Linked DNA regions of Mus musculus: regions 1, 3 and 4 are each linked to region 2. Evidence: chromatin loops called from intact Hi-C (ENCODE). Cell type or tissue: heart. All regions are shown on one strand. Each heading gives the region's core, and the rest is flanking DNA. Links, peaks and the distances in the headings are about the cores only.

Region 1 (8,164 bases), core at 1,575-6,574, 230 kb after region 2:
CTGAACCCTAGAGCAGATGGGATTTTGGCTTGGTCCTTGTCTTGAAGAAGTCATCCACCCGGAACAAAAGCCTGGGTGTAAATCATGGCAGCTACTGGGAGATCCCTGAGCCAGAAATCCATCACACAATCCCATAAGCCCACACTATAGGATGACTGTAGGGAGAACTTTTTAAAGACGGCTCTGGTTGTAGAGCTGAAGCCATGAGCAGCCAAGGGCATGTGTCTCCTGCCTCCACTAGAATGGCCTTAGCCATGTGCCCCATGTCCCTTCAGCTATGGTCACACACACACACACACACACACACACACACACACACACACACACACAGTTCCCTTTGGCTTACTCCTAGAGTATAAATATGTTCTCCAGTCAGAGCAGGTCCTCTTTTATGGGACTCCTGCCACAGTATCTGTCTCCTTCTTGTATCCTCTGCAGGTCTGGGGGTTCCCCTCCTAACCCAGATGACAGTTTGGAAGAATGAGCTGACAGTTAGCCCTCACCTGAACCCCAGATCCTGCCAACCATGTCTCTACATGCCGGCTATTGGAGACACTGTCTTAAAAATATATCTTCTGCCTGTCTTGGAGGGATAAGCCTGTAATCGTAGCCCTGGAGAGATTGAGGCAGGAAGACTGGAAATTCAAAGCTAGCCAGGGCTACATCAAAATACCCATTGCCAAAGGAGAACGGGCTGGCACCATGGATCTGTGGCCGAGGGTGTCTGCTGTGCTTCCAGAGGACCTGAGTCCCCTGCCTAGAGTCCATACCAGACATCTCACTGATGCCTGTAACTCCAGTTCCAGAGGATCCACCTCCCCTTTCTGGCCCCCAGGGGTACCTGCATGCATGTGACATATATATATATATATACACATACACACACACACACACACAGGTATACTTACAAACACATATACATATATTTTTTAAAAATCTTAATAGTGAGGAGAAGGTGGCATTTTCCTCGCAAGGCCCTAGGTTCAGTCCCAAGCGTTAATCCCAGGCCCCAGTTCCAGAAGCTGGTGGTTTGGATTTTTTTTTCTGATGTTTCTGGTCATTCTGCCATTCAGCACACCTGGACAACAATGGACATGTACCCAGAGTGATCGCTGTCCTCCGGTCTTGCTGGGAATGAGAGTTACCAGGCAGGGTGTGACAAGTCTTCTTGTCACTGAGCCCATCTGTCTTCGTTGCCTCCTTAGAGCCTCTATGGGTCCTTTCAGCTAGATGCCACAGATAGGGCAGATAGCAATGTGGCTGTCTTCTGGGAGCTTTCTCCCAGAGTTCTGCAGAGAGCAGGCTGAGGCTGTTAGAAGAAATGAAAAGAGTAGGAACCCAGGTAGGCAAGACAAGGAAGTTGGGGAGAGCCCGCAGCAGAGTGCCATCGTTAACCGGAGTTCCTTGGGAACAGGGGTCTTGGTTAGTTACTGTAACCTCGTGTCTGGCACCGTGCTGTAATCAGGAGATGCTCCATCAGCCGTGTGCTGAACTGACTTGGACTGCAGGCTGCTCAGCAGAGGAGGGCTCAGCTGGCAGGGCAGATCAGAGCCTTCTGCTTGGAAAGGCCCAGGCCTGGGTCAGGAGAGCCTGAGGGCCCAGCTCAGTGGTGGTAGGGGCAGCCTGGAGCGTGGAGTGCCAGGGAGCGGACCTTTTCAAAGCTCATAGAGGATGGAGGATATGATCGTTAGGCAAAGCAAACATGTTACTGACCCATAATCCTTTAAACCAGGAGGATTCAGGAGGGGCCTGGTTGCCTTGGCAACTGGGTGCTAGCCAGCCGCAGGCCTGAGCATCCTCCAGAAGTGGCTTATAAGTAGGCCCAGGGAGGAGTGCAGGTGGCCCCTCCTAAACAGCCTTCCTAGTGCCTTCCTGGCTAGGATGGGGAGGTCAAAGGGTTATGTAGCCTCTGGTTTCTGAAGCCCCACTGTAGGTGAAGGCTTTGTGGGGCCCAGCAGGATGGAGATATGGTTGTGAGAGAGCCTATGAAGCAGGTGGAGGGATGAGCCTATAGGAAAAGCACGGTGGTTCATGCCTTTAATCCCAGCATTCAGGAGGCTGAGGCAAGTGGATCTCTCTAAGTTCTAAGCCAGCCTGGTCTAAATAATGAGTTCCAAACCAGGCAGAGATACGCAGTGAGACAATCTCAGAATAGAGCTAGAGGAGAAGGAGTGGAGGGAGGGACGGAGGGAGAGAAAGAGGAGAGAGAGAGAGAGAGAGAGAGAGAGAGAGAGAGAGAGAGAGAAGAACAAAGGGTCTACCTGTGGAAAACAGCATGCAGAGGGCCATAGAACAGGGCACCTTCTGCCCCACTGTGTCCTCAGCCCAGGGAATCCAGGCCTGCTCAAAGGACTGAAGCAACAGAGGGCCCAGCAGCGCAGGTTTCCCCTTTCCTGGGCTGGCTGAGTTTCCCACGCTGTCCCTGACTTGCACATTGCATCTGGAGCAGAGGTAGAGCTGGGCCATGCATTTACTGTCCTTTGATCTTCTTCCTAAGGATCCAGGATGAGCCAGAGAGGGGATGTGTTCTGGTATCAGTAAAAGGGATCATGGAGTTTGCAACCTGCTGACAGGTGGCCAGCAGCCACCAGCCAGTTAGGCTCCTTCAGAAAGAGCAGAGATGGCCCGAGGGCCATGCAGTTCAGATAACCTGCCCCAGAGATGTCTAGACCTCCTGCCCCTGGAGGTTGAATGTCTGAAGTGGCCCCTTGCAAACCTGTAGCTATAGCCATTGATGCTGTGATGCAGGGGAGGGAATGTTCATAGTCAGAAGATAGCCGAGACTCACTGGAGAAAGGAACAGGGTTAGAGCCTGCAATCACGGAGCTGTGGCTCTGGTCTGAGTGACCTAAGCATGCCCCGTGCAGAGCCTGGCTCCCATGGGTCCAGACTGTCCACATTGCCCTCTTCTCTCCTCTCTGTCCCAGGACCCATCTTGGACCCCTGCTGATCATGAACAAGATGAAGAACTTCAAGCGAAGGCTTTCCCTGTCCGTGCCCCGCCCAGAGACCATTGAGGAGTCGTTGGCTGAGTTCACTGAGCAGTTCAACCAACTCCACACTCAGACGAATGAGGGTGAGGGTCAGGCCACCTAGCTCTTTTCCACCCAGGCTCCCTGTGACCCTGATGACTAGCTGACATTGGGAAGAAGGGGTGGGGGTGCTCTGGGCTGTTCACATACTCTGGGTGGGAGGTAGGGACTGACACTTGTCCCACTCAGACATGCCACTCAGTCTTGTGGGCTGTCATCAGGCGCTTTCTCCCCCACAGATGGCACAGATGAGCCTGAGCAGCTGTCTCCTGGCATGCAGTATCAACAACGGCAGAACCAGCGCCGATTCTCCATGGAGGTGAGGGTGCCCCTCCCGGGCTCCATGGGTCACACACGTCCACAGCAGTAAATTTAGCAGGGTGGTTGCTGTAGAGCCTGCCACTGGGGGGCTCAAACTGGTGCAGCTTATGGTGGGGGTTCAGTGAGAATATATGTCAAGTGCTAAAACATTCTTGGTTAGACAATTGACTGTTTTTATAGCCCACATACCCGTGCCAAGAATAGAAAAAAAAAAAAAAAACTGTGCTTACAAAATTACATTGTGATGGCATGAGATTTATTTATGTTCTACTGTGGCCCAGAGAGGGGAAGAAACCTTCTAAAGGTCACACAGTAATCCTTGCAGGTTCATAAATGTACGCCCCTCAGGTAACTGTGAGCCTGAGGCTTAGCCTTCCTTATATGGACAGATAGATCCAGAATGAGAGGCAAGGACCTTCTGGGGCCAACATGATGTTCCCATCCCATCTCTGCCACCTCAGGACCTCAACAAGAGGCTCTCTCTGCCCATGGACATCCGCCTACCCCAGGAATTCCTGCAGAAGCTACAGCTGGAGAACCCAGGGCTGCCCAAGCCTCTCACCCGCATGTCCCGCCGTGCCTCCCTGGTGAGTCTAAGGGTGTGAGACACCAGTATGGCCTTCTTTGTGCCAGCTGAAGCCTACAGTGGTTTCCAGAAAGATTCCTATGCCTCTGGCGCCACCTGCTGGCCCCCTGAGGGTTTTAATAAGCGGTCTCTCTAAGTCAATGCATGAAGCCAAGTAGCCCCCAAATCCCCTGGGAACCCCAGGGTCTCCCTAGTTAAGGCCACTAAATCAGTGCTGGGACTCATGTCTGTACTCCCAGGATTCCTTGGGAGGCTGTTGCAGGAGTGTTAAGAATTCAAGGCTTGAGCTGGAGAGATGGCTCAGCGGTTAGGGGCACTGACTGCACTTCTAGAGGTACTGAGTTCAAATCCCAGCAACCACATGGTGGCTCACAACCATCTGTTAAGAATTCAAGGTTTACCTGGGCTATGTAATTCCTGGCTAGCCTAGGGTACGCTGTAAGACAGCCTCAAACAAATAAAACAAACAAAACAAAACCAGGAGTATCTGGATAGGGTTCAGGTTGTGTTTCACTATGCAGAGATGTGGTTCAAGGTTCTCCCTGGCCTCACCATCATGGACATAAGCATGGTCACCCCCAAAATAGCCACTGTGTGCGTCCACAAGTTCACTGGTGGGAACAAGGTCTAGAGAGCAGCTAGACTTCCTTACCAGTGATCTTTGATGGAGAGAGATAGGCAGTCGATACTCTGTGTCCAGCGCCTTGAAGAAAATTGATGAGGGAAACATTTTCCTGACTAATGAGAAAAAACAAACAAACAAACTCACACCTCCCCAAAGGAGGGAAACCCCCCAGCTATGGTCATCTCTTCCTGCCAGAAGGCCACACAGTATATTATATAGCACATATATGTTATATAATGCTTGATAAAAATGAAAGACCTCCCAAATAAAACAAAACAACAAACAAAAAGCCAACCACAAAGAAACAAAAGACTCACCGACACCCCCACCTCACCCCCAGACTTTAGGTCCCAGCTGCCCGTTAGGAGCGTCTAGCTCTGGCAAGTGGGTCTCAGCTCTATCTTATTACGACGACGCGTCTTATCCTGAGCTAGACGAGATGAACTGATGACTAGGGAACTGGGCTCTGAAGTGGACCCCCACATAGTAGAGAGTGACAGAGGAGCTAGCAACCTGAGCAAGAGAGCCCGGCAGGCAGGCAGGTAGGCGGCGGGCGGACAGGCCGGGCAGCTCAGTGTACTCATATCCGACTCTCGGAAGAGGGGCCCCCATTTCCAGAGGATCTTCAGCATTCACAAGGATGAAGGGAGAGGAGAAAAAGGAGGGTTTGAAGCTGTCCTTGCTTGAGATGTTAGCCTTGGTTCCTCTCTGTACAATGGGGGTGTCTCACTTCCTTCACTTTGACTAGGAAGGTCTGCTGGGGCTTTGAATCTCACCGTCCCCTGTGTCTCCTTCCCAGTCAGATATCGGCTTTGGGAAACTGGAAACATATGTGAAACTGGACAAACTGGGGGAGGTAAGAGACCAACATTGCTCTCTCTGGCAGCAGGTAGGATGGTTTTGACTCTGTTCTGCCCCCCCCCCCCCCATGCCTCCTGGTTCATGGAGTCACACTACTTGCCCAAGCAGCCTGCCTAGCTTCCAGAGCTGGTGTTAGATGCCCTATGCCCTGCTCTTGAAGACAGAGGTCTCTGCACAGGATCTAGTCTTTCTCCCCCCTTTCAAATAGCTATGGTTTGGATTTGAATCCTATGTCTTCCACTTGCTTGCTCCATGACCTTAGCGTGTCCTGTGCTCGCTCTCTCTCTCTTCATGCCTCAGTTTCATTCTCTGTCAAAGGATGAAAATAACTACTGTTGGGGGTATGGAAGGGTACCAGGAGAAGCTTATGTACGGTTCTTAGTGCCTGGCACACAGCAAGGACACTGTTATTAAACTGCTTTGGTGTCCTGTGTCAGGGTTGGTGGCCTGGAGGGGGTATAGGTTTATGAGACAGAAAAGTGGCTACATCACCATAATCTAAGAGCAAGGCAGAGTTATGCTAAGAGAGAGGCCGCAACATGGGAACAGAGGGACAAACGCAGTCCGTTCCAGCCGGGGACTCGATAGGGACACTTTAAGAGAAAGCAGACTTTGGAGCAAACAGAATCTGAACAGAGGGCACCCAGCTTGCTTGAATCCTAGCCCAAGCTAGGATGTAAGAGGTGGGGCTGGGAGGGAGAGTGTGAGCAGGATGATCTGGGGCTGACCAGGGATTCCCCTGTCGCAGGGTACCTATGCCACCGTCTTCAAGGGACGCAGCAAGCTGACAGAGAACCTCGTGGCCCTGAAGGAGATCCGGCTGGAGCATGAGGAAGGGGCGCCCTGCACTGCTATTCGAGAGGGTACAATGTCCGGGTCTGCACCCCAGGCCTCTGGGACAAGGGGCTCAGCAGCCTGCACCTGGTGGGAGCCTGGGTGGAGGGCCATTGCTGGCCCCAGGAAGGGATAGTGGGAGGTACTGGTGGGCCTGGGGACCCAAGTGGTCCTGTCTCCCCAGTGTCTCTGCTGAAGGACCTGAAACACGCCAATATTGTGACCCTGCATGACCTCATTCACACAGATCGGTCCCTCACCCTGGTGTTTGAGTACCTGGTGAGCTGGACTGGGGCTCACCCCTGAGGGTGGGTGAAGTGGGGTGGGGAGGAGAGAGAGTGAGGGAGTGGGAGGGATGGGCTGAGGGAAGGACCCAAGCCTTTGTTTGCCAATTAAGTTCTCATGCGGAAGTGGGCCAAGGATTCAGGGCCAGGGTACTGTGCCACCAGCAGGCATGGGCCCAGACAGGACAGGGCTTCCTTTCAGCCTGAGCCTGGACCACCAGCCAGGCAGAGGACAGGCCTGAACCTGTCTGTCTGTTCCAGGACAGTGACCTGAAACAGTACCTAGACCACTGTGGGAACCTCATGAACATGCACAATGTCAAGGTGAGGGGCCTGCCTGCAGAGACCTTCCCATGACAGCCATCTGCCATAGAACCCAGTTTAGGACGCTTCCTTTGTCACCGACTGCTGAGGTCACTCGGGAGCCTCAAATGCAGGGAAGAGGAAAGGGTCAGTGTAGAGGCCATCTGAGCACCCCAGCCAAGAACACAGACTTACCATCCTCTTCTGTCTAGCTGTGGATACAGAGCCCTCTCTAACTGAATACCAAGCCTGAGTTTACCTGCCAGAGGGAAGAGAGGCTTCTGAGAAGCTGTGTGTGTGTGTGTGTGTGTGTGTGTGTGTGTGTGTGTGTGTGTGGCCAGTTCTGGTACCTAAAGACCAAGCACATACATCCCCACCTATGGGACCCTTACTCTGCTCTCCCACCTCACGTCTTAGGGACTGCTCCAGCCTCTTCTCACTCACGGCCTCCTCTCCATCCCTGAACTCTGCCCCCATATGCGATTCTCTGGTGTCTACAGGTCCTCGGGTGGCCTACAGGGTGGGCCTTCAGGGTGGGCGACAGAATTGGGGAGCCTTCCTAGAGACTTGTTCTGGTCCCCGTTCCTCTCCAGCCTGAGACAGAGGCGTAGGGTCTCCCACGTGGGACCTAGTCCCACTAAGCTGCTCATTCTTGCTCTCTCGGCCAGATATTCATGTTCCAGCTGCTCCGGGGTCTGGCCTACTGCCACCACCGCAAGATCCTGCACCGGGACCTGAAGCCCCAGAACCTACTCATCAATGAGAGGGGCGAGCTGAAGCTGGCCGACTTTGGTGAGGCTGATGCCAGGGTCAGGTTGGCAGGAGGGTCTGACCCCTGGGTTACACGGCCTCTTCAGTGTGCAGGAATGCTGGGGGATGTCTGAGTATAGGACCCTTTAGGACCCTTTAGCGGAGGTCTAGTAACATGTCTGTTCCTAGGCCTGGCCCGGGCCAAATCAGTGCCTACAAAGACCTATTCCAATGAGGTGGTGACCCTCTGGTACAGGCCCCCAGATGTGCTGCTGGGATCCACAGAGTACTCCACCCCCATTGACATGTGGTGAGTGAGCTGCAGACAGGAGTGAACCAGGCCATCCGTACCCTTAGGCTTCACGTCTCCCTGATGTGCTGCTGTTAGCAAATGAAGTCTGAAATATATCAGGTTCTCCAAGCTTATAGAGCCTCTAACGCTATAATTCTGAGGTGGTTCCCAGGGGGGTGGAGGTGGGAATTACCAGAGGGTAGATGGATGAGGCCTCCCCTGGAACATCTTGGAAGGGGACATACTATTTTATTGTTAAAATGTACGATTTGGTGT
Region 2 (8,164 bases), core at 1,562-6,561:
AGCTGCTCTGAGCTATGGAGGCGACTGCAGGGTCCAGCAATGCCGAGAGGAACCTCCGCAGAGCTTTCTCCAGAATGGAAGAGGGGGCACAAGACCTCTGGAAGGAAGGTTCTGTTGTTCTCAAGATGCCTTGGGGTGTTCTGTGCTTACAATTCACAAAGAGGAAACTAAGGCCAGCACCATAGCTATGCTCCTCTGGAGAGGCTGTTGTTTGGAATGAACTTTGGAGGCAGCTTCTTGGATTCAAATCCCATATCTTGCTTTTAGTACCTTAAACAAACAGCTAGCACCCTGGACCTGGTTTCCCTGCTGAGAAATGAGGATAGCTCTGACTGATATCATGGTGTGGTTATAAGAGTGTATCCGCTGGCTAGGTGTGATGGTGCGGGCCTTTAATCGCAGCACTCAGGAGGCAGAGGCAGGCAGATCTCTGTGAACTGAGGCCAGCTTGGTCTATACAGCAAGTTCTAGGCCAGCCAGAGCTACATTGTAACCCTGTTTTTGTTTTGTTTTGTTTTTTTAAAGAAAAAACTGAAGAAGTCAACCTATGAATGCAAACTGGAGATAGATAAGTAGGGTGGACAGTTGGAATACCTCAGACTCCTAAGGTCACGAATGGACTGGAGGCTGCTCCTCCCCCACCTCCTCCTTCTCTGGGATTTGGGGGACCTTTCCCTTAGCACTTCTTCTTTCTAGATGATAGTTTGTAAAATTGAGGGGAACCCCACGTAAAAACTAGTCACCCTCGCTTTAGAGTCGTCTTTTGATCCGTGGTGATTTTCATAGCAGAGGTCACATGCTTTGTACCCCAGGATCTCTGCTACCCAGAGAGCATCTTAGCCAGGGTTTAGGAATCTGGGTTGAAGTCACTTAATCCTGAATTGCCTGACAAGAGCCATGAGGTCCTGTACAGGTTCCTTAGTAGTCTCTGTCTCATTCTTCCACCTGTCAATACGGATGACCTCGTCCTGTCTCATGAGGCTGTGTGAGAATCCTCTGAGGTGATGCAGGCAATGCTTAGCACAAGGCTGTCACAGAGAAATGCTGCGCTATCACGGGGGTTAAGATGAGAGCGGGACTGGACACATGGGTGGGCTGCATGTCGCTACTGACTGGCGCCTTGGTCCTGGGGAGAGAAGAGCTGAGTAGCCAAAGAAGTGGTGTTGCCTGCCCCTCTCCCCTAGGTATGAGAGGCTGGAGGAACAGCTGAACGACCTGACTGAGCTTCACCAGAATGAAATGACCAACCTAAAGCAGGAGCTGGCCAGCATGGAGGAGAAGGTGGCCTACCAGTCCTACGAGAGGGCCCGGGATATCCAGGTATGGCCAGGACCACTCTGGGGAGGTCCCAATATGCTGACAGAGCCAACAGCAACTGCCCTATCTGTAGGCACAGGGTACAGGTGACAGTGTGGAGGTGGACACATCACATGGAACACGACGAGCAGAAACATATCCATGGGGCCAATTGGTACAGGAAGCCAAAGAGGGGAGTGTTCGTGGGGTAGAGATAAGAGCAACGTAAGTCTTCGCCCAAGTGTGTGCACTATATAAAGGCAAACCAGTGGGTAAAGGCCACCTTCATTTGCCACATCTTTTTGGTGACAGGTTTACAAATGAATAATTGTTATTTCCAGGCATTTCCTTGCCTCAATATGGAGCTGGGATCAGTAAGCAAGACTTCCATTTCCTTAGATCCTCCTCAAACAGTCTTCATTAGAGTTCTGTTCCCAGTCCTAGCTGTGCCCTTGGCTGTGAAGAGGGGCCATGTGCTACCACCTTCTTGGTACAGTAGCAAGATGCATGAGGTTGGATAATTTGTAAAGAGAAAAGGTCTGCCCAGCTCTCACTGGAGTGTGGAGTCATCCTCTCCTTACAGCTGGTAAGGACCTCACAGCTATAGCCTCCCCAGGGCAGGGACTGTGTCACATGGTGAGGCAGAGAGATTTGGGGGTCAGACTATTCCTGACCCCCAAAATCTTGTAACTCAGATATAGCTCAGAGTCCAGCAATCCCACCAGTGACTTATTTCTTTACAGTAGACACACACACACACACACACACACACACACACACACTTTAAAAGTTCACTACCAGCCGGGCATGGTGGCGTACGCCTTTAATCCCAGCACTTGGGAGGCAGAGGCAGGCAGATTTCTGAGATCGAGGCCAGCCTGATCTATAAAGTGAGCTCCAGGACAGCCAAGGCTATACAGAGAAACCCTGTCTCAAAAAACCAAAAAAAAAAAAAAAAGTTCACTACCCTAACATTGCCATGCAGAAAGCAAGCTTCCAAGCTTACCCCTGAGGCCACACTGAAGCCCTACTGGAATCAGCACAGGTGGACTGGGCTCAGTCTAGTCTCAGCCACCCTGGGCTTCCACATCCACCCTCTGTCCCCACAGGAGGCCGTGGAGTCCTGCCTGACCCGAGTCACCAAGCTGGAACTGCAGCAGCAGCAGCAGCAAGTGGTGCAGTTAGAAGGTGTGGAGAACGCCAACGCGCGCGCCCTGCTGGGCAAGTTCATCAACGTGATCCTGGCACTCATGGCCGTGCTGCTGGTGTTTGTGTCCACCATTGCCAACTTCATCACCCCCCTCATGAAGACGCGCCTCCGGATCACCAGCACCGCCCTCCTGCTCCTCGTCCTCTTCCTACTGTGGAAGCACTGGGCCTCCCTCACCTACCTCCTGGAGCATGTGCTGCTGCCCAGCTGAGCGGCTGCCGCCCCACCCTGTGCTCTCCGGATCCCACTAGCCACAGGCATCTCCAGGAGGGCCCGGGGCTCCTGCGTCCCTCGGGGTCTGTCATGTGACCTGTTTGGCCCCTAACTGTCCCTTCTTTTCACTGCTTCTGTCTGACACCATCTCCCTTTCGGCCTGAAGGTTTCAGAGAGGGTGCTCTGGGCTGGAGGGAGCAGGGACACTCTCAGCCAAATGGAGCAGTGGGGAGACACCAGGGCTGCATTATTTGAATTATTTTGCAGCCACATGGGACTTTTCTGGGTTGACAAGAGGATGCTCTAGTCATGTAAGCCACTAAGATAGAAGGCCAGTCTCAGTTTCCCTAGGGAAGAGCCCATCCTGGAGGCAGCCACAGTTTCCTCCCATGGAGATGGTCTGGATAAAAGCCAGTGGGAGGCCCTGCTGAGCCTAGAGAGTGCAGAAAGGGGAGGGTCCCCAGCCTTGGGGCCAGAGGGCAGGCTTGGCACAGCCACTGGGAGCTCAGCCTCCCCTCCTCCTGCTTCTCCTTCCACTTGAGCTGGTTTGAGACTGGTTTCTGGAGGCTGTGGGGTGTAACTTTGGGTTTGTATTTTTTCTGCTCATCTTTCTGCCTGTCACCGGGTGTGCTGTTTTTCTGAAAAAAAAACAGGCCCCAAGGGCCCTGAGCCTCCAGCCCAAACCCTTAGACCTCTGGGATCACGTTGAGTTCTATTTATTTATTTACTTATTTATTTATTTGTACCCACCCTTCCCTCACTTCTGCCCAGCTGGGCTCCAGAGAGAGGACCCTGCCCATCCTCCTTTTGAAGCCAGGACTTATTCTTGGTTCATCATACTCCAGACCATGTATCCTCTGGTGTCCTGGCTGGAAGAAGGGGCGTGTGGCCATGCAGCCCGCTCTCCCAAGCTGTCCCAGCAAATGGGCAGGAGGGGCATGGCCTCTTTTATATATATATATCTATTTATTTTATATGTGTGTTTGTGAGGAAGAGGATATTTGTCATTTCCTTAAGGCTCTGGAGTGTTGTGTTCGATTCTGCACAGCCCAGCCTCCCCGAGGGCCTTTCCAAGCACAGTGGGGATTTCTTAGAACAGGAGAGAGGAATCCATGAAGCAGGAGAAGCAGTGCCTGCCAGCTGTGGTGGACCTTCCTAAGAAATAAATATCCTTTATGTTTTCAAACCATCCTGTCTGAGGTCTGCTGATTACACTGTCTCTGAAAAATCACAGGATTTCTCCCCACACTGAAGCATTCTGGGTATCATCTGCTGGCCAGATGTTGTCTTCCATACTGAATGAGGAACACACACACACACACACACACACACACACACACACACACACACACACTCACCTGCCTTGCTCTGAGCAACTTAAATGATATGCCTATCAATCCATCCAGCCCCAGCTTTGTTGGAGCACTTCCCAGAAGGGAAATGGAGAAGCGCCCATAGATGCTGTGACCAGTTGTAGCCACAAGGGGTCAGCAGAGTCCGTGCTCCAAAACCTCTCTCAAGACGAAGTCCTCACAAGGCTACTGGCTTTAGCTTGGCTTTGTTACACTTGTTCAGCTGAGGCAGGGAGTACCAGCTTTCCAAGTATGGTGTGGAGGCCTAGCACTTAGTGCCTGCCCTGTGGTTGTAGCACCTACCCCTAACAGCCCCAAAGCACTTCCCAGCAGGACCTTTGTGGATATTTGCAGTAGGCCCTTTGCAGGAGAAGGCAGCAAGAGGAGCTATGATAAAGCAGAACAAAAATAAACCAAAAAAAAAAAAAAAAAAAAAAAAAACAACCTTTGGTCTCAGCACATAACTAGTGCCCTGTAATTAACTCCCAGCCTTTCTCTGGGCCTCAGTTTCCCCATCGGGAAAGCAGGCTGGAGGTGGCCACTGTGCATGTCAATTCTGTGCTGGTATCCCAGGGCCCTGTGAGTCTGACAAGCAAACATTGCAGCTGCGTCTGTGGCCTCAGGCTCCAGGGGACCCAGAGACCGGAGAGGGCACAGTGCTGCCACCACAAGAGTTTGCCCTCTGTTACGTAGGAGTGTTGCCAGACAGCCTTCCAGCTATTCCAGTCTTGGATCTTGTACCCCCTTTCTTTTCCAACCACGTGTCTATGTGCACCTCTCTTGGGGGCCACAGGTGGCCCAGAGCCCACATTCTTGGGCCACAGGTAGGGGGTGGCTGCTCCTGGCTAGACATTTCCTACATTCCTTCCAAGGTCAGATGCCTTCCCAGAATTGGCTCTGAATGCCACTGCCAGCTGCGGCCCACACCGAAAGGGAGCAGGGAGGAAGCAGAGGTCATTCTTGGTCAGTTCTGAGGCTGCAAAGCAAACAGCCTAAGGGAGGTGCAGGCCCCCAAGCTGCATCTTTGTCAAAGAAAGCACTGGCTTACTTCCCTCAGCCAGGAGACAATGGGACACCTAACAGAACCCTGCCATCCTGGGGCTCAGGGAGGCTCCCCTGTTTGTGTCTGTTTGTGTTCCCTCTTTTTTTTTTAAGAAGGGTGAGTTATCCCCCACTTCTTTCTCTTCCCTGAGGTCCAGAGAGTGAGACATTGAGTCAGGGTTACCACTCGTAGTCTGCCTCCTTCAGACTACAAGACCTAGAGGCAGGCCCTTCCCAGAGCATCTATCCCACAAGTGCAGGTCTCACCCCCAGGGTACTAGAGAGCTTAGTCAGACTGGTAGACACCCACTACCTGGGTCTCTTTGGGTGGGGGCAGATAAAAAGACTTGGTGCCTTCTCTCTCCTGGGCAGGTAGCTGCAGAGCCAGCCCACTCGATAACCTCTTGGGTCACAAAGCTGCAGCAAGTGCAAGCTCTGCAAACCCAAAAGGCAGCCCAGGCCTAGTGTGGGGTACAGCTGATTTGTCTGTGCTGCCGAGTGAGGGCAGGGAGGAGACACTGGGACCACGGGAAGAGGAAGGGGAGCTATAACCAGATCTTTCAGGCAGGCTAACCTCTCCTGCAGAGGCAGGCCCTGCAGTCAATCCCGGATCTGGGCTCAAAGTCAACACTGCCACTAGCCTTAGACCTGTCGCACCCAGCTGTTGTCTCACATCGGCCAGTAAGAATGGTGTCTCTGGTACACAGGTGTGGTAACAGGAGACATGTGAGACATCGCATGCCTAAACTTGATGGCACACTCCCTGGAACGTAGAGAAATAACCCAAAGAATGACCACTCCACCTCAACACTAACGCCGGGTGGCAGGTCCAGAACTCCTTGGAGGAACTGAGGTGGACTCTGTAAAGACACACAGGGTGACACTGGCAACACCTCTGACCTGAAGACCCAGGAGCCTTTTCCTCCAGACTAAGAGCCTGCTGATTTGTCTAAGTCTCTCCCCTCAGTCTAATCAGCAGAAGCTTGGCTTCCTAGAAGATGAGACCCACCTGTCCTGAGCCGACATCAAAGCCCTGCAAATGTATCTGTGCGGGGCCCTCCCTCCTCTAGCAGGTGTGGTGTCTAGGAAAGAGAGTGAGTTCCAAAGTCAAGGTGTGTGGATTTGAGTCAAGACTGTCAGCCCCTACACTTGAGAGGAAATGATGTCTACATTGCCCATCGAGTAGGATTTGGCAAGGCACAGAGGTGTCAGGAGTGGGTGTGGTCCCACAGTGCCCCAAAATGACCCCCTCGGGAGCTATTTCCAGGAGATTTCCTACCCATCTAGGACTCCAACAGGGACTCTGATTTGCCACCAGGGCTAGACAAGGAAGCAGCCAGAGTGAAGTGGCTTGAAAGCTTATTGACAACTCTCAGATGAACATGGGAAGAGGCCATGGGCCCCAAGACCTGCTGGGATGGTGTCAAGGGAGGAGAGGAGGTGGGGCTTGCACAGCATATCCAGACGTGTTGGTAAGTCCTGAGTCACCCAAGCAGCCAGAAGGGCAGTCTGGGTGGGGACAGCAGCACTCCCTCTTATACACAGAGCCTCCAGGAGAGCACTCCCACGCTGACAACCCAGCCCTGACATAGTTCGCCGAGTGACCGTCTGGATGAAGTGGCCTGGGCCCATCACTGCTGAAAAGGTCACTTCTGCCACATCCCTGCCTACAGGAAGGACTTATCAAGTTGACTCTTGTTCCAAAAGTACCCCAAGGCTCTTCCCCAGTCTGCCTTTGGGGATCCTGGCTCTGTACCCCGTTAAGCATCTCATCTGAAGCTTCGTGGTTGCCTCTTTCCTTACCCTTATGGGAATTTCAACTCACTGGATAGAAGCCAAAGGCCAGTAAATGCGGTGGCCAGACCCTGTCTTGGCTACAGAAAGGCCACTTCCTCACATCAATCCCCCAGCTGAGAAGCCACTAGCTGTGTCAGGAAAGGTCTTGAGCTATACTTGGAGGTGGTCCTCTGACTATTTATCATACACTCAGAAGATGGAGGCAGGAAGAGAAAGTTTAACTTCCTTTGAGATGGATAACTAATTGAATTCATTCCAGAAAGAAGTTCCCATCACAGACCTGCTGCAACCAGCCGACTTTGACCTATCTTCCCCCTCACCTTCTCAGTCCTGAGAGACACAGCTGAAGAGAAAGGTGCTAACGGGTGGTCCTGATTTTTTTCCACTTTTCCCACTGTGGCTCTTAGGGTTTCCCCCAATAAGGCAAATGACCTTAAACCTAGCCTTAGGTTCATTTCAATCTCGGAAATCTGGTTTTGCGTACCTGGGTATGCATGAACACAGAGACACAACCACACACAAAAGAATGTGTACACGTGCACATATAGACATAAGAAGACATACATACAAGCATATGCATAGATACACATGTACATCTATGAAAATGCAAACACATGCACACATGTGCACACACGCATACAGGCACACAATGGTGCATGCAAGCACACACATACATTCACATGTGTCCACACACATGTGCAGACACAGAAACATGCACTTACATAATACGTACATACACAAATGTATAAACACATATGAACACAACTATGTGCCATGTATGCACAGGTACACATATGCATGTAGTTACACATACATAGGCAAATAGGCACTTTCACACACACAAGAACGCCAGCACAAACATCCAAGCATGTACCATGTACTGGTTAGTTTTGTCAACTTGACACAAGCTGGAGTTATCAAACAAGAGGAGACTTTCATTGAGGAGGCAATTGCCTCCATCAGATTGGCCTGTGAGCACGTCTGTGGGCATCGTCTTGACTAGTGATTGATATGGACAGTAGCGTTGCTCCTGGGCAGAGTTATGCCTGGGCTGATGGTTCTGGGTTATATAAGAAAGCAGGCTGAGGGGCTGCAGAGTCAGTACAGTGGTTATGAAGGCTGGTTACTCTTCAGAGAACCCATCGATTCCCAGGACCCATGTGGCAGCTCACAGCTATCTGTAATTCTAGTTTCAGGGGATCTGATGCTCCTTCTAGCCTTTGCACAGACACACACACACCATCACCTGCATGTA
Region 3 (5,000 bases), core at 1-5,000, 120 kb after region 2:
TTATACGTGTAACAGAATATTCCAAGCAAGGTGGTGCTGAGAGAAATGTATGTAACCATGTGGATGAAGCTCAGAAACCCTGTATAAGGTTAAAAAGCATCACACACTGAAGGGTTTAATGTATTTGAAATATCCAGAAGAGACAACACCACGGGAACACAAGGCAGGTGTGTGGCTGAGGAGACTGGGGAGTTCAGACTGCCCTGATTGCCAGCCTTGGGTGTTTTAAGTCTGAAGTTTGTTTTTTCTACCGTAACCATAGGACTGCATGGAGATGGGGTGGGAGGTATTTTAGATCAAGGCATTGGTTCCACATTCTGAGGGCATTAATCGCCTATGAACTGTGTGCTGTGAAGCCTTTGGTTTTGTGTTGAGTTTCATCATAATAAAACATTCCCGTTTGGGGGCTGCGGAGATGCTCTGTGAGTGTCTTGATTACTTTTCTATTGCTGTGATAAGATGCCGTGACCAGGGCAGCTTATAGAACCATTTATTTGGGTCTTATGGTTTAACAGGTTAGAATTCATGACCATCATGGTAGGAAGCATGACAGCAAGCAGGCAGGCAGGCAGGCAGGCAGAGAGGCAGGAAGGCAGGCAAGCAGAAAGAGAGGTAGGAAGGCAGGAAGGCAGGAAGGCAGGCAGGCAGGCAGGCAGGCAGGCAGGCAGGCAAGGCGCTGGAGCAGTTAGCTGAGAGCTACATCTCATTCACAAGGATAAGGTAGAGAAAGACTGGAAATGGCAGGAGCTTTTGAATCCTCAAAGCCTGTCTCCAGTGGCACACTATCCCCAACAAGGCCACATCTCTGGAGCCTTTCCAAACAGTTTCACCAACTGGGGGCATGTATGCAATCATAGGAACCTATGGGGAGACCCATTCAAACCACCACACTAGGCAAAGCGTCAGCCATGCACGCACAAGGTCCGAACTCAGATCCCTAGCATCCATGTAAAAGCCAGGTGCGATGGCTGTCTGTAAGCTTCGCACAGAGGGGGCAGAGAGACAGGCAGATTCATGGGCTCCTGGGCAGCAACTGTAGTCAGATGGTGAGCTCCAGGCTCAAAGAGACCCTGCCTCAAAAAATAAAGCCCAGAGCAACTGAGAAAAACACCCAACATCACCCAACAGCAACTGGCTGGTCACACATCACATTACATCACAAATAAACAAAACTATGTAGCTGGATAAGGACCATATAGACATTCTTTTTGGGAGCTGTCTATAAACTAATTTAAAGTAATTTAAAAACAAAACATTTTTGAAAGGCAAGAGAAGAGTGAAAAGACAAACCAAGGCAACTAAAGGGTATTGCTACATCCATCGCCAAGAAACAACTGATAGCCACAGTATCTAAGTCACACCCATAAACCAATAAGGTAAACAGTCTACTAAAAAAGGCAAGAGACATGAACAGGCATTTCATAAATGTCAAAGTACAAATGAAAAATTAATATAAGAAAAGATGCTCAATCTTATCAGAAATTAACAAGAGAAATTCCATTTACAGTCATGAATAACACGTCCACAGACCACCACCACATGGATAAAAAACTAAATCTAGCTCTGTGTGTGTCTGGTTGTGTGTGTGTGTGTGTGTGTCAGAGAGAGAGAGAGAGAGAGAGAGAGAGAGAGCATGCGCACACACATTTTTAATCCCAGAACTCTTGAGACCAAGAACTCTGGTTCAAGACCAGCCTGGTCTACAGAGCTAGTTCCAGGACAGCCAGGGCTACACAGAGAAACCCTATCCCAAAAAACTAAAAGTTAAATGAAATTAAATCTAGCAATGCTAAATTTCGTTGTTGGCTTGCTTGAGACAAGGTCTCACTATGTAGGTAGCTCTGGCTGTCTTTGAACAGGCCTCATACACCAGGTCATCTCTGCCTCCCAAGAGCTGGATTGATGGCGTGGGCCACCACACCCAGCTTAGTGGAACTCAACTTTTTTACTCTTTGGTTAGGCAAATTCCATCCATTCATTTGCATATTTAGATACATTGACTTGTGATCCGTAGCCTTGGTGTGCAATTGGAAAAACCCACCAATCAAAGGAAAGAGGTCTTTGCTGCCCTGGTAAACACCTGGCCCAAATCCTCCTGCAGTGCCTAAAAACAGACAGCAGGGGGAGCAATTTCATCACGAAGGCCACCTTTCCTCCCCTTCAGTCATTTAATAGAACTGGATGAAGATTGGAAATAGAAATTCTATTCCAGTTTTTCTTCCGGCTTTCTCTGTGTTCGTGGGCCCATCACCTCCTTCCTGTACATTTCCTCATCTATAAGGAGAGCCAAGAAGCTTTTCCAGGGAAGAAATCCCACGATCAATAATCATCTCCAATAAATCATGCCTAGGCTCATGAGTTATGATGAATGGTGTCTACTGCCCATGACGCTGTCCCATGAATGTCCTATGGGAAGGACAGCAGGAAATTCCCTTTGATAAAATGACGATAGATGTATGTTCTCAGGAAGGAAATGATAGTAAAGTCAATCGCTAATTAAGAAAACGCCCCCACAGCCCAATCTTATTGGATTCCAGTTCCCAATTGAGGTTCCCTCTTCTTAGATGACTTTAGCACGGGTCAAGCTGACATAAAACTATCCAGCAACTCTTCCCGAGATCTGTGAGTCATTCTCACAGATTATCAGGTCTATGAGAGGGGTCATAGAAACGGAGATAGCTGGTTCATCAGAAGCACAGCAGAGCCAAGGACTGGGATTGTCACCTACAATGACACGGTTTAGGAGACTGAGCTCTCAACCTGTGGGAGCTGGTGCTAACTGCAGGCAGCTATCAAAATTGAATTGAATTGTCCATTTCTTTCTGGAATATAGGTCTCTCTCACATGCACATGCACACGTGCACGCACTCACACACACACACACACACACACACACACACACACACGCATTTGATATCAAGAATAGTTTGTAATTGAAGTAGGGCATATTAACCCAACAGAATGGAAGCACTGATCTCTAAAACTGACCAGGGCATGAGTTATAGGAAGAAACTGAGGCACCACTGTGCCAGGATGTAGGACACTGAAGAGACCAGAGATCTAGACGTGACAGTTGTTTCTGAATTGGTGGCTGACCAGGAAGCAAAAGGATATTGTTGAAACAGTAGTTGAAGCCTGGTGGGGTCTGTGCTTTGGGGGTGCAATTGGCTCTAGGTGGAGCTCTGGAGCAGGACAGCAGAGCACCTGTCTGAGGGCTGGGGGCTTCTTGTGCAGTTTGCTCTCACGAGGGCTCAGAGACACAACCCAGGGAACAGCAAAACTGATACACAGTAACAACCGCGCCTGGTAAAAGAGCACAGAATTCTCTATACTACCCTTGCCACTATGTACCTGTGAAATTAGTGCAAACTAACTTAATTTTTAAAATGTTCAAAGAAGGGGGCTGGAGAGATGGCTCAGGGGTTAAGAGCACTGACTGCTCTTCCAGAGGTCCTGAGTTCAATTCCCAGAAACCACATGGTGGCTCATAACCATCTTTAACGGGATCTGATGCCCTCTTCTGGTGTGTCTGAAAAGAGCTACAGTGTAATCATATACATTAAATAAATACATCTAAAAAATGTTTAAGCAAACAGAAAAGGATATAGATATAAAGTTTCCTCAAATCCAGGGGGCACATAAGCTTTTCTGGTTGTTATTTTATTTTATTTTATTTTTCTGAGCCAGAGTTCTCCTTATGTAGCTCAGGCTAGCCTGGAACTTGGAGTGCTTCTGCCATAATGTCTTAGGTGCTAGGATTACAGGTATGTGCCACCATGCCTTGCTTATTATACACATGGGGCTTTAAAAGTTCAGCCTGCTTGGTTACATGCAGAAAGCAGCCTTTAATTATGCCTGAATAATTACTTATATAAATATACCTCTGGGCACTCTGGTAAGTCATATTCTGCATCATTCAGAGCCCAGTACTGAAGATCTTATTTCCATTTCCTTATTTTTTTTTCACTAACTATGTTGTTGTGCATTGCAGATAATTAAATAGTGTACTTTTTATAGAACAATCCTACTAACAAAAACAATAGCTTTTACTTGTAGCTAAGTACCTTTTATTAGATGTCATCACTACTCTGTTCCAAGCTACATCCCCAGTCTGATTTATAAGCTTAAACTCAAGCTCCGAGACTCACTACAAGGCAGAGGCTGTCGTTATTAACCCACTTTCGGGTGGTAAGCTCAGACAAAGCAAGGGTGGGGACTTATTGAAGCGAGTGGCAGAGCTGAGATTGAGCCCAGGGTGTCTGTCTCTAGCGCCCATATTTTTGAAGCGCCTTTTTGTGTTTAGAGCACATTTTAAAGGTTTGTTTTGTTTTTTTTTCATAGCTGGGTATGGTGGTTTAGGAAAGGTGGCAAATGAACGGATCCTCCTCCCCACAGGGGGTATGGAGGCTCTGTCAGAGAGAGACAGAGAGAGACAGGGAGAGACAGAGAGAGACAGACAGAAAGACACCCCCACCTCACGCCCACACCCAGGAGCTCCCTGGCTGTCCTCTGGCTTTTACCTACAGCCTCACTCTCAAAGTGAGGCGTGCACACACAAATACTTCAGTCCTGGGAACTGGCCTTAAACCCAGATGACCATGTGTCCTCTTCTGACCTAGACCGTCCTGCCTTATTCTTGTTGTTCCAGTCTCCCTGACTAGTGACTCCCTTTTATTCTTCATCCTTGTTTGGGTGATAAATCACAAGGTACTGTACTCAAATCCCACTTTATACAAGCTGCCAGTGGAGGCTGTTACTTCTCGGTCGACTGTAAATTCCTTTGAAAGAGGAGACAGGGAGCCTGAGTTATAACTACAAACCTAGCTCTCCCCCAGCAGTAGAGAGATGAGCTGTTTCCAGTCCCTGTCAGAGGAACGGCACTGCTGACTTCTACACAGGGACCAGGCTCGCTTGTGCTCTTCACTAGGCATGCGCTAGCTACTGAGCTGCGCCCCAGCCCTGACCTGGCTTTTTTGAGTGGTTTTAATGGCTAAATCAGC
Region 4 (8,164 bases), core at 1,556-6,555, 190 kb after region 2:
AAGTTTTTTGTGGTCCGTGCTCCACCTCAATCAAGCTTTTGAGTCTTTCAAGATCACTCAGGATGCAAACCACCATCAATGTACATAGTACCTTTTATATTAGGAGGTATTTGTGACACAGTTAATAAAAGGAAAGGGGGGCCTGGGAGCTGGCTGGGCCATTGGGAGCATTTGCTGTTCTTAGTGGGAGTTCTAAAGGGAACTTGGTGTTCCCAGCACCTACACACTCATTAATCTCTAAAACTCTAAATCCAGGGATTTTGCGCCCTCTTCTGGCCTCTGCAGGCACTGCATACATGTGGTATGCATCCATATCCGCAGACAAAGCACTCATACACATTAAAACAACAACAACAAAAAAAATCTTAGCCGGGTGTGGTGGCTCAAGCCTTTAATCCCAGCACTAGGGAGGCAGAGGCAGGCAGATTTCTGAGTTCAAGGCCAGCCTGGTCTACAGAGTGAGTTCCAGGACAGCCAGGGCAATACAGAGAAACCCTGTCTCGAAAAACAAAAAAACAGACAGACAGACTAGGACACTGTGGCACATTTGTAATGCCAGTACTTGGGAGGCAGAGACAGGAGGATCTCTGCAAGATCATGGCTAGCATAATCTATGCTGCAAGATCCAATGTATCAAGCACCATCTATAAATAAAAATTTTTTTTTTAAGAAGAAAACAAGGAAAGGGCTGAGGATGTATCTTAGTTTGTAGAGTGCTTGCCTAATGTGTACGAAACCCTGCATCCTATACAATGTTTGGCCGTGCAGGCCTACAATCCCAGCACTTAGGAACAGGAAACAGTGAGCTCAGAAATTCAACGTCATCCTGGACTTCAAGAGATTGCAGTCAAACCAGGCTATGAAGGAACTTGCCAAAAAAGAAGAGGAAAACACAAAACCACAAAGAGTAAATGGATAAGGGAAAAACTAAATTCCAGGCTCTTTGCTCCTTGTTTATAGGCTGCGGGGCGAGTGCCACCACCCAGGGACAATCAATACACAGCCGAGAGGTGTGAGAATTGGCTGCTCTTAGGGTCCCTCGGGTGTGAGAATTGGCACTTAGGGTCCCTCGGAGAGAAAGCAGCAGGCTCTTCTGAAATTGTCTGGAGGCTGTGAGGTGAGGTAGAGTCTGCCTCATCCTGGGGGCGATGGGGGAAGCTGTGGGGGTGGGGGAGGAGAAGCAGGCTGGCTGAGGAAAGAGCAGGGTCACAGTCTGAAGTTGGGCAGCTGGCGAGGAGCTGGAGCTGCCAGAGGAGAGGACATGGCAGGCTCTTGGCAAGCCCACCCCACCCACCCTAACCTAAGTTGTGACTCTCCCCGTTACACCACGGGGAGCTGGCAGGGCTGGCCCATGATCATCTGTCTTCATTACACTACCCCGACCAGCTCTGTCACTTCTTGCCAGAAAGCTCATCAATATTCCCCTGTGGTTGTCAGCCCTAAGGCCCTCCTTGCCTCTCACCTCTCCCCCTCCCCTCCGCACTGTCTTCTCTTTCTCCCTTCCCTGGTTTCTTCCTTTCCCCTCCTCTTCGCTTCCATCTCCCCTTCCTGCCATTTCTCTTCCTCCTGTTCTTCCCCTCCTCCCCCCTCTCATCCCTCTCTTCCTTCCTCCTCCCTCTTTCCCCTCTTCATCCCTCCCTACTTTTTCCTCTCCTCCTTCTCCTCCCCCTTCCCCTGTCCCCGCTCTCACACACAAACCCCTCACCCTTCAAGGCTGTGTGTGGATCAGCTCAGGAGCCCAACCTGTGCCTTCACTTTGAAGTGCCTGTCTCCTGCCACCTCTGGAGATTCCACTGTGGCTTCCCCTCTGCTACAAAGGGAAGGGACACGTTCTCTGGAGGAGGGACAAAGGCTCCTCTGGACACTGCATGACAGCTTTCCAGGAGTGTGATGGTATACAAGCTTGCTGGGGTTTTTGTTGTTGTTTGTTTTTGCCTTGTCTTTTACCCTTCAGCCCCCTCCCTCTCCCCCTACATTGAGGGCCAGCTCCTGACAACAGAGCTGAGTCCGGCAGGAGAGCAAGTTTTGCTATGGCCCGAGGGCCTAACAGGCTAACAGGGCCCGGAGTTCCCAAGTTTCTGAAATCCAACAGCAGGAAACAAATATATAAACAAGACCAATCCTAGCTACCAGGTGGCTGGTTACCTTTAGAACAAAATCCAAACAATTGCTGGTCATGTTGGCAGGTGCCTGAAATGCAAGCCCTCAGGAGGCTGAGGCAGGAGAATAGCTGTGAACTTGCAGCCAACCAAGGCTCCGTAGTGAGATATTGTCTCAAAGATAAAAACAACAAACAATTCAAGAAAAGGGTTCCCCAATCTAATCTTGTCCCCAACCCAGTTGAGCTCCTCCCACCCCACCCCCACCCCTCTCCTCACCTTCAGGTCTGTTTGCTCCTCTGCACTCTGCCACACTGGCTGGGACTCTACAGATCTGCCTTTCACTCCTGCTGCTCCCCCTGCCTGGTTTCTAAGGCAGACATACAGGGCTTCCTGCAGTCTATTGCTTACTGGGGTCTTTGCTGACATCTCTCTTCAGGTATCAAAATGCAGGGATACCCACCATGAGCTCGTGTGATCTCCCACTCTGCCTGCTGCACACTTACCTACTTGCATTTTTTTTCTTTTGAAAATGGGTCTCAAGTAGCCCAAGTTGACTTGGAATTCACTATATAGTCAAGGCTAGCCTTGAACTCCTGACTCTCCTACCCTTGACTCCCGAGTGCTGGGGTTATAGACGTGGACCACCGTTGCCCACACCTGTTTTCCCATGCTGCTTCCTGACCCATATGTTTGTCTGTGACTCTCTCAGGAGAAGGTAAACCCCACATGAGAAAGAACTTGGGTTCTGTCACATTGTAGGTGCTGAAGGTGCCCACTCCTCTCTGCCTATCCACACTAATCAGGTTTGCACTTCCTCTGCACACAGTGCTGCCTCTTTGCCAGGTGGGTTTCTCCAGCAGAGCCTGCTTCCTTACCTATGCATCTAGCAAAAGAGAATTAGCAGAAATGAACACACACACATTCAGACATCCCCAGCCAGGAGCTGGTGGAGTTCGGGGTACATTGTACCCATCTCCTGACTGCTTCTCAATGCTGAAATTCAAGTTCCCAATGCTGGCTTCAGAGTCATGCAGTAGTCTGGTGTTTCTACGACTCAATAACTGTTACTGGCTCTCCTCCCCTCTCCTTCCATACTCTTCTACTTGTTTTCTGGGATCACTCCTTAAATAACATTCTACAAAGAAAACTTTACTTCGGCAAGGGCACACTGATGCATTCTGTAATCCCAGTGCTAGGAAGATGAAGGCAGGGGATGGAGAGTTCCAGGGCAGCCTGGGAGATGGAGCAAGGCCTTTTCTCAAAAACAAGACTTAAAATAAACCCCAAACAAACTGGTTAATTAAGAAAACCTTGGCGGGGATTTGGGGGCTGGAGAGATGGCTCAGCGGTTAAGAGCACTGACTGCTCTTCCGAAGGTCCTAAATTCAAATCCCACCAACCACGTGGTGACTCACAACCATCCGTAACGAGATCTGGCGCCCTCTTCTGGAGTGTCTGAAGACGGCTACAGTATACTTATAATAAATAAATGAATGTTAAAAAGGAAGGAAGGAAGGAAGGAAGGAAGGAAGGAAGGAAGGAAGGAAGGAAGGAAAACCTTATCTGGGCAGTGGTAGCGCATGCTTTTAATCCCAGCACTTGGGAGACAGAGAGGCAGGAAGATTTCTGAGTTTGAGGCCAGCCTGGTCTACAGAGTGAGTTCCAGGACAGCCAGGGCTACACAGAGAAAACCCTGTCTCAAAAACTCAAAATAGATAAATAGATATGTAGGTAGATGGATAGATAGTTAGATGGATGAAAGATGGATAGGTGGGTAGATAGATGATAGATAGGTCTATAGATAGATAAGGAATGGACGCCGTTTGGCAATTTCTTTAAAATGTAAGACGTGGAGTTAGCCTATGACCCAGCACTTCCACTCCCATGGAAAACACATGTTTAAACAAGCAGTTGCACACACATGGTCACTGGAGTAGAATGTGTAATAATCAAAATGTAGAAATGATGTCCATGAGTTTATACATTAATACAGGGTAACAAAATGAACAAAGGGTGCATGCTCGAGCAAGCCGCTCCTGTGAGTCTCTGCCTCTTGGGGTCCTTTGGTCCAATCCACAGTTCCAGCTATTGTGGTTACAGGCTGAGAGAAGAAAACAGAGGTTTAGCCTTAGCTGTTTTCTAAGCAGGTATGGGCAGGTATGAGCAGGAGAACAACTGCCCTCACTTGAAATCAAACACTCCGTATCTTTCTTGACCATTCACAAAGAAACCCCTCCGATCCTTCCTGTATCCTGCTTTATCTTTTTTTGTTGTTGTTGTTTTGTTTTGTTTTCTTTTCTTTTTTAGGTTCTGGAGTTGACCTCAGGACTCAAGGCCTCACACATAACTAGACAAGAAGAAACCTAGTTTTCAACTTACTCAGAACACAGTCCCCATGAGACTGTGCTATTATCCTCCCAGGAGGTGCACCAGGAGCCCCTGCCCTACCCGAGCTTACCCAAGGATCTCTTGAGCTTCCAGACCCGAGAGCAGGCAGCCTCTTTGTGCTCCAGGAAGCCAAGAAGCACAGTGTGACTGGAGACTGAGCCCTGAGCCAGCTGGGACACTGAAGGGCCTCTCCACTTCCCTGCCTCTCAGGGGGCCGGCTCTGCAGCACTCCATATTCTGCCCTCAAGGCACAACCACCCTCTTTTCTTTATTGTGGCAACTACCAGGTGTACCCTGTCTTTCCTGAAGCCTCAGAATTCCTAAGGTAGCCTTTTTTGGTACTTAACTGGCAGGCTGCCCTCCTCCGAGAAGGGCCATGCGGATTGTCCCTTTTCTGTCCCAGGTCCAGAAGCTCGGTGGTGGGCCAGTCAATCCTCTAGGCTGGCTCCACTCTCCTTCCTGGAACACCTGCTTCAGAGGATACACCTACCCTGCCCTTCCCTGCCAGATGGCCTGGCATTGCCCTTGCCAGCTCCCTGTGACTTGCAGAGGACCCCTGCCCACTCCTGGAGAGCCAGGGTGCAATGACTTCAGCCAACACTTATACTGATCGTTTAAAGTCATTCAACAAGTATTTCGGGCCAGCCTGCTCTGAGCGAAGTTCCATGCCACTCCCTGGGGCATGAAGAAGATTGAAGACATCAAACTATATCCTAATGCTCTAGAGCCTTGAGACAGGAAGACAAGACTCACAGCATGCAATGTAGCAAAAGCAAGTGCAGGTCCCATTAAACAGAGCTAGTTACCCACAGGCAGGCTCTACTGGGCAATACCGCAGCTCAGAGAGGTTAGGAGGTTTGTCCACGGTCACATAGTTAGTAAAGGGTGGAAGTGGTATTAAAATGCAGGCTGTCCAGCTTCTGGGCCAAGGTTTATAAAATGTTTGATCTGTACTAGGTGAACACAGGGGAGAGGCACAGAGGCAGAGGTTGCAGCTGCTTGGGGGCAACTGGGCAACGCTGGATCTTGGGTTTTGCTTTTCAGATACCTTGAGCAGCTTGATCCTGGCTCTGGACTCTTAGAGCCGGAGCGGCCTGGCAGCCTCACCACGCTACCTTAAGTTAAATCTTGCAGGTCAGGATTGAGCCTTGTCACAGGATGACTACAGAGACAGTCTTAGGCAATGATATCACCACTGAGTGGCAAACAGCCTGCTGTCCTACTCCATTAGGATGTGCACAGTGCAGCTTCCTTCCCTGACACTTGTCCCTCATGACATTTACATGGCGGGGGGGGGGGTGTCAGTGCAGAGGGAGTATTATCCAATATTCTCTTTCTTGCACCTGCTGCCATACCCAGCTCCCCAAATAATGACGCAATAAAATTAGTGCGTGAGGCTAGGAATGAATCTCTGGAGATGTTTGCCTAGCAAGCAGGGGGTTGTGGGCTCCATTGTCAGAAGGGACTGATTATGGTGGCCATGGTAACATAAACATTACTGGGCTGTTCATGGCACAAAAGTGTGAGGATGTTGAGTTGGGATTCCTAGCGCTCGAATGAAAGGCAGGGCACGGCCACCCAGAAGAGAGAGACAGGCAGATCCTACGGGCTTGCTACCAGGGTAGAGAAAAGAATGCCCAAAGTTGATGCCTGGTGTCTCCATGTTCATGGCACACCAGCACACATATGTGCACACACATTCACATATGCACAAAGTTTCTGAAGGATGGGTTAGATGAGGGAAAAGCATGAATGAATGAATCATAGCCCTGCCCCCCACCCCAACTAGTCTAGCAGACATCACCCGTCTCTGGGCTCCTGGCTTGTGTGGCTTAGCTTTAGTTCTGGCTCTAATACCAGCTCAGAAAACACTGTTACATCACGGTGGGAACAGTCCCAAGGATCTCAGGACCCTCTCATGGCCAAAGGAAAATCAGAGCCAGAGCCTCTGGCCACACCAGATTGGCGTTCCTTTCCTTTTGCCCCATCCCACTGCTGGCTGCTCTGCTCAGAAGCCCCAAGGGGAACCTGGAGGCCATGGTGTATAATCCCTTTTTGCTTGGTCCTCACTGCATCCTCAGTGCCCTAAGCAGTGGAGCAGGTACAGAGAGGTGGTGCTCCGATGCTGCAAGCATCCCTGGACTGTAGCTCACAGATCCCTTAGTGCTTGCAAGCACTGTGGTTGCAAGCTGCACTTGCAAGATCCCCTAATGGCTGCAAGGGCAGACAAGACTGAGAACTCTGGGGACCTGGGTCTGAGGCACACAATCTTAGGGGGTGAGGGGAGAGCAAGAAGAATGCAGAGGCCACTGACCAGGGAAGCAGGGCACCATGATGGGGCCAGTAGTATGCAGTGAGCAGAGGAAGGAGACAGAACATGCTGGTCCATAGAGGGAGGAGTGACAGGGGAGGGAGGAAGAAGAGGACTGAGCACAGAGCAAGGAGGAAGCAGGAGAGGTAGTGAAGCTGGAGCTAGGAACGCACACATAGAAAAGCCCGGTATTCCTCCCAGCAGGTCTGAGACCTATTTTGTCAAGTTCTGATTTTGCTAATGAGGAACAGCAACTAATGAGACTCGCTTTCTCTAGATATGAAGTGGGCTTGCCCAGCTATGAATCTGCAGGGTGGGTTTGAACCTAAGGCGTCTGGCTTTAGCACCTAACCCCACAGTGTGCTACCTAGGCAGGCAGAAGGCAAAGGACAGAATCCCTTTAGCCTGCCATCCCCCAGGGACAGGAGCAGTCAGGGGAGACAGGAGGCCTTTGCTGAGAGCAAGGCAAGGGGAGCTGCTGGGGTGGATTTGAGAAAACTGAGAGGTAAACTTGGCAAACTGTGGAGCTGGCAGGGACTGCTGAGCTGGGAAGAGGGAGGGGCGAGGGGGAATTTGCCTGTTCCTGGCAGGGTGCTTAGAGGAGGGTGTGTCACCAGCCAGGCAGGCTGCAGGAACAGAGAAAGGTCTTCAGGAGGTCACTGGGTTCAGCCTGGGACATTATTACCCTGTAGGTCACCCAGATAATAGAGATGCTACCTCATGCTCCCCGGTACCTCCCTCCCTGTCTCATTCTCCTCCCCCACCCCCATCCCCATCCCCTGTTCCTTCACAGCAGAACCACCATTTCTTGAAGAACCCTGAATTTCCCAGACCCTCTGCTCCTGGTGTGGCGTCCTCCCTCCCCGCCCTCCTGCAACATGTGTCTCCTCTGGAGGAGCAAGATAGACCCTCCACCAAATTCCTGCCAGCCCCTGAGCTCTTCAGAGGCTCTTCAGAGTAAAGATGTTGCTTTCCAAGGTTTTCTCTGATACTGTGGGATGCATTCTCTTCCATGTAACAAGATCATGGAGTGAGACTCTAGCCCCAGAGTGAACATGCGGCAGGCTGAAGGAGATTCCGTGGGGATCTGCAACAGGAGTTGCAAAGCAGCCAACCGACAAGTCCCATGTTGGTGCTTGGATAGGGGAAGCTGGGAATGTGGAGTCTGGGGTGGAGGGGTGTGGGGGATGTGACAGGCAGCACTTTGAACTGAGAGAGTTTTCCTCTGAGAACAAATAGCCTAGACTCTCCTGACTGGCTCGCCATCCTGTATGGCAAAGAGCCCACAGGGCCCAGAACATCACAGCCCCGCAGTGGGCGCCCTTGTTTCAGTGAGGTGTTTCAGTATACTCTGAGCTAAAGT

The links. Hi-C counts contacts between places; a loop is a spot of excess contacts. Peaks named below come from ENCODE experiments on the same cell type or tissue, not always from the same donor. Only the 100,000 strongest peaks of a DNase experiment are listed, where the experiment ranks them.
Region 1: it touches region 2 in a loop (6-fold over the local background); 8 of 42 quality-filtered maps call a loop at or near these places.
Region 3: a loop joins it to region 2, with 5 times the contacts of the local background. A loop is called at or near these places in 9 of 42 quality-filtered maps.
Region 4: it touches region 2 in a loop (7-fold over the local background); 22 of 42 quality-filtered maps call a loop at or near these places.

What each region holds. Positions count from the first base shown.
Region 1 is chr1:132,117,224-132,125,387 of GRCm38, reverse strand. It overlaps Cdk18 (cyclin-dependent kinase 18), which reads left to right. Exons shown (of 16, transcript NM_008795.2): 2 at 2,928-3,076; 3 at 3,272-3,351; 4 at 3,815-3,940; 5 at 5,364-5,420; 6 at 6,174-6,288; 7 at 6,444-6,538; 8 at 6,805-6,867; 9 at 7,515-7,638; 10 at 7,786-7,906. The coding sequence starts at 2,953. Among named protein-coding and RNA genes, the nearest start is that of Cdk18, 18 kb to the left of the region's middle. In heart, for the core only: a CTCF peak has its summit at 4,034 (motif pointing left); a DNase peak (open chromatin) is centred at 4,017; H3K27ac peaks cover 294 bases.
Region 2 is chr1:132,352,059-132,360,222 of GRCm38, reverse strand. It overlaps Tmcc2 (transmembrane and coiled-coil domains 2), which reads left to right. Exons shown (of 5, transcript NM_178874.3): 4 at 1,185-1,320; 5 at 2,406-3,908. The coding sequence ends at 2,717. Among named protein-coding and RNA genes, the nearest start is that of F730311O21Rik, 14 kb to the right of the region's middle. In heart, for the core only: a CTCF peak has its summit at 4,212 (motif pointing right); DNase peaks (open chromatin) are centred at 2,528, 3,182, 4,182 and 4,840; H3K27ac peaks cover 1,047 bases.
Region 3 is chr1:132,234,857-132,239,856 of GRCm38, reverse strand. All of the region lies in intron 4 of Lemd1 (LEM domain containing 1), which reads right to left. Among named protein-coding and RNA genes, the nearest start is that of Lemd1, 11 kb to the right of the region's middle. In heart, for the core only: a CTCF peak has its summit at 2,102 (motif pointing right); a DNase peak (open chromatin) is centred at 2,076; H3K27me3 peaks cover 2,455 bases.
Region 4 is chr1:132,158,174-132,166,337 of GRCm38, reverse strand. No RefSeq gene overlaps it. Among named protein-coding and RNA genes, the nearest start is that of Gm30242, 12 kb to the right of the region's middle. In heart, for the core only: a CTCF peak has its summit at 3,544 (motif pointing left); no DNase peak of the experiment used is centred there; H3K27me3 peaks cover 3,113 bases.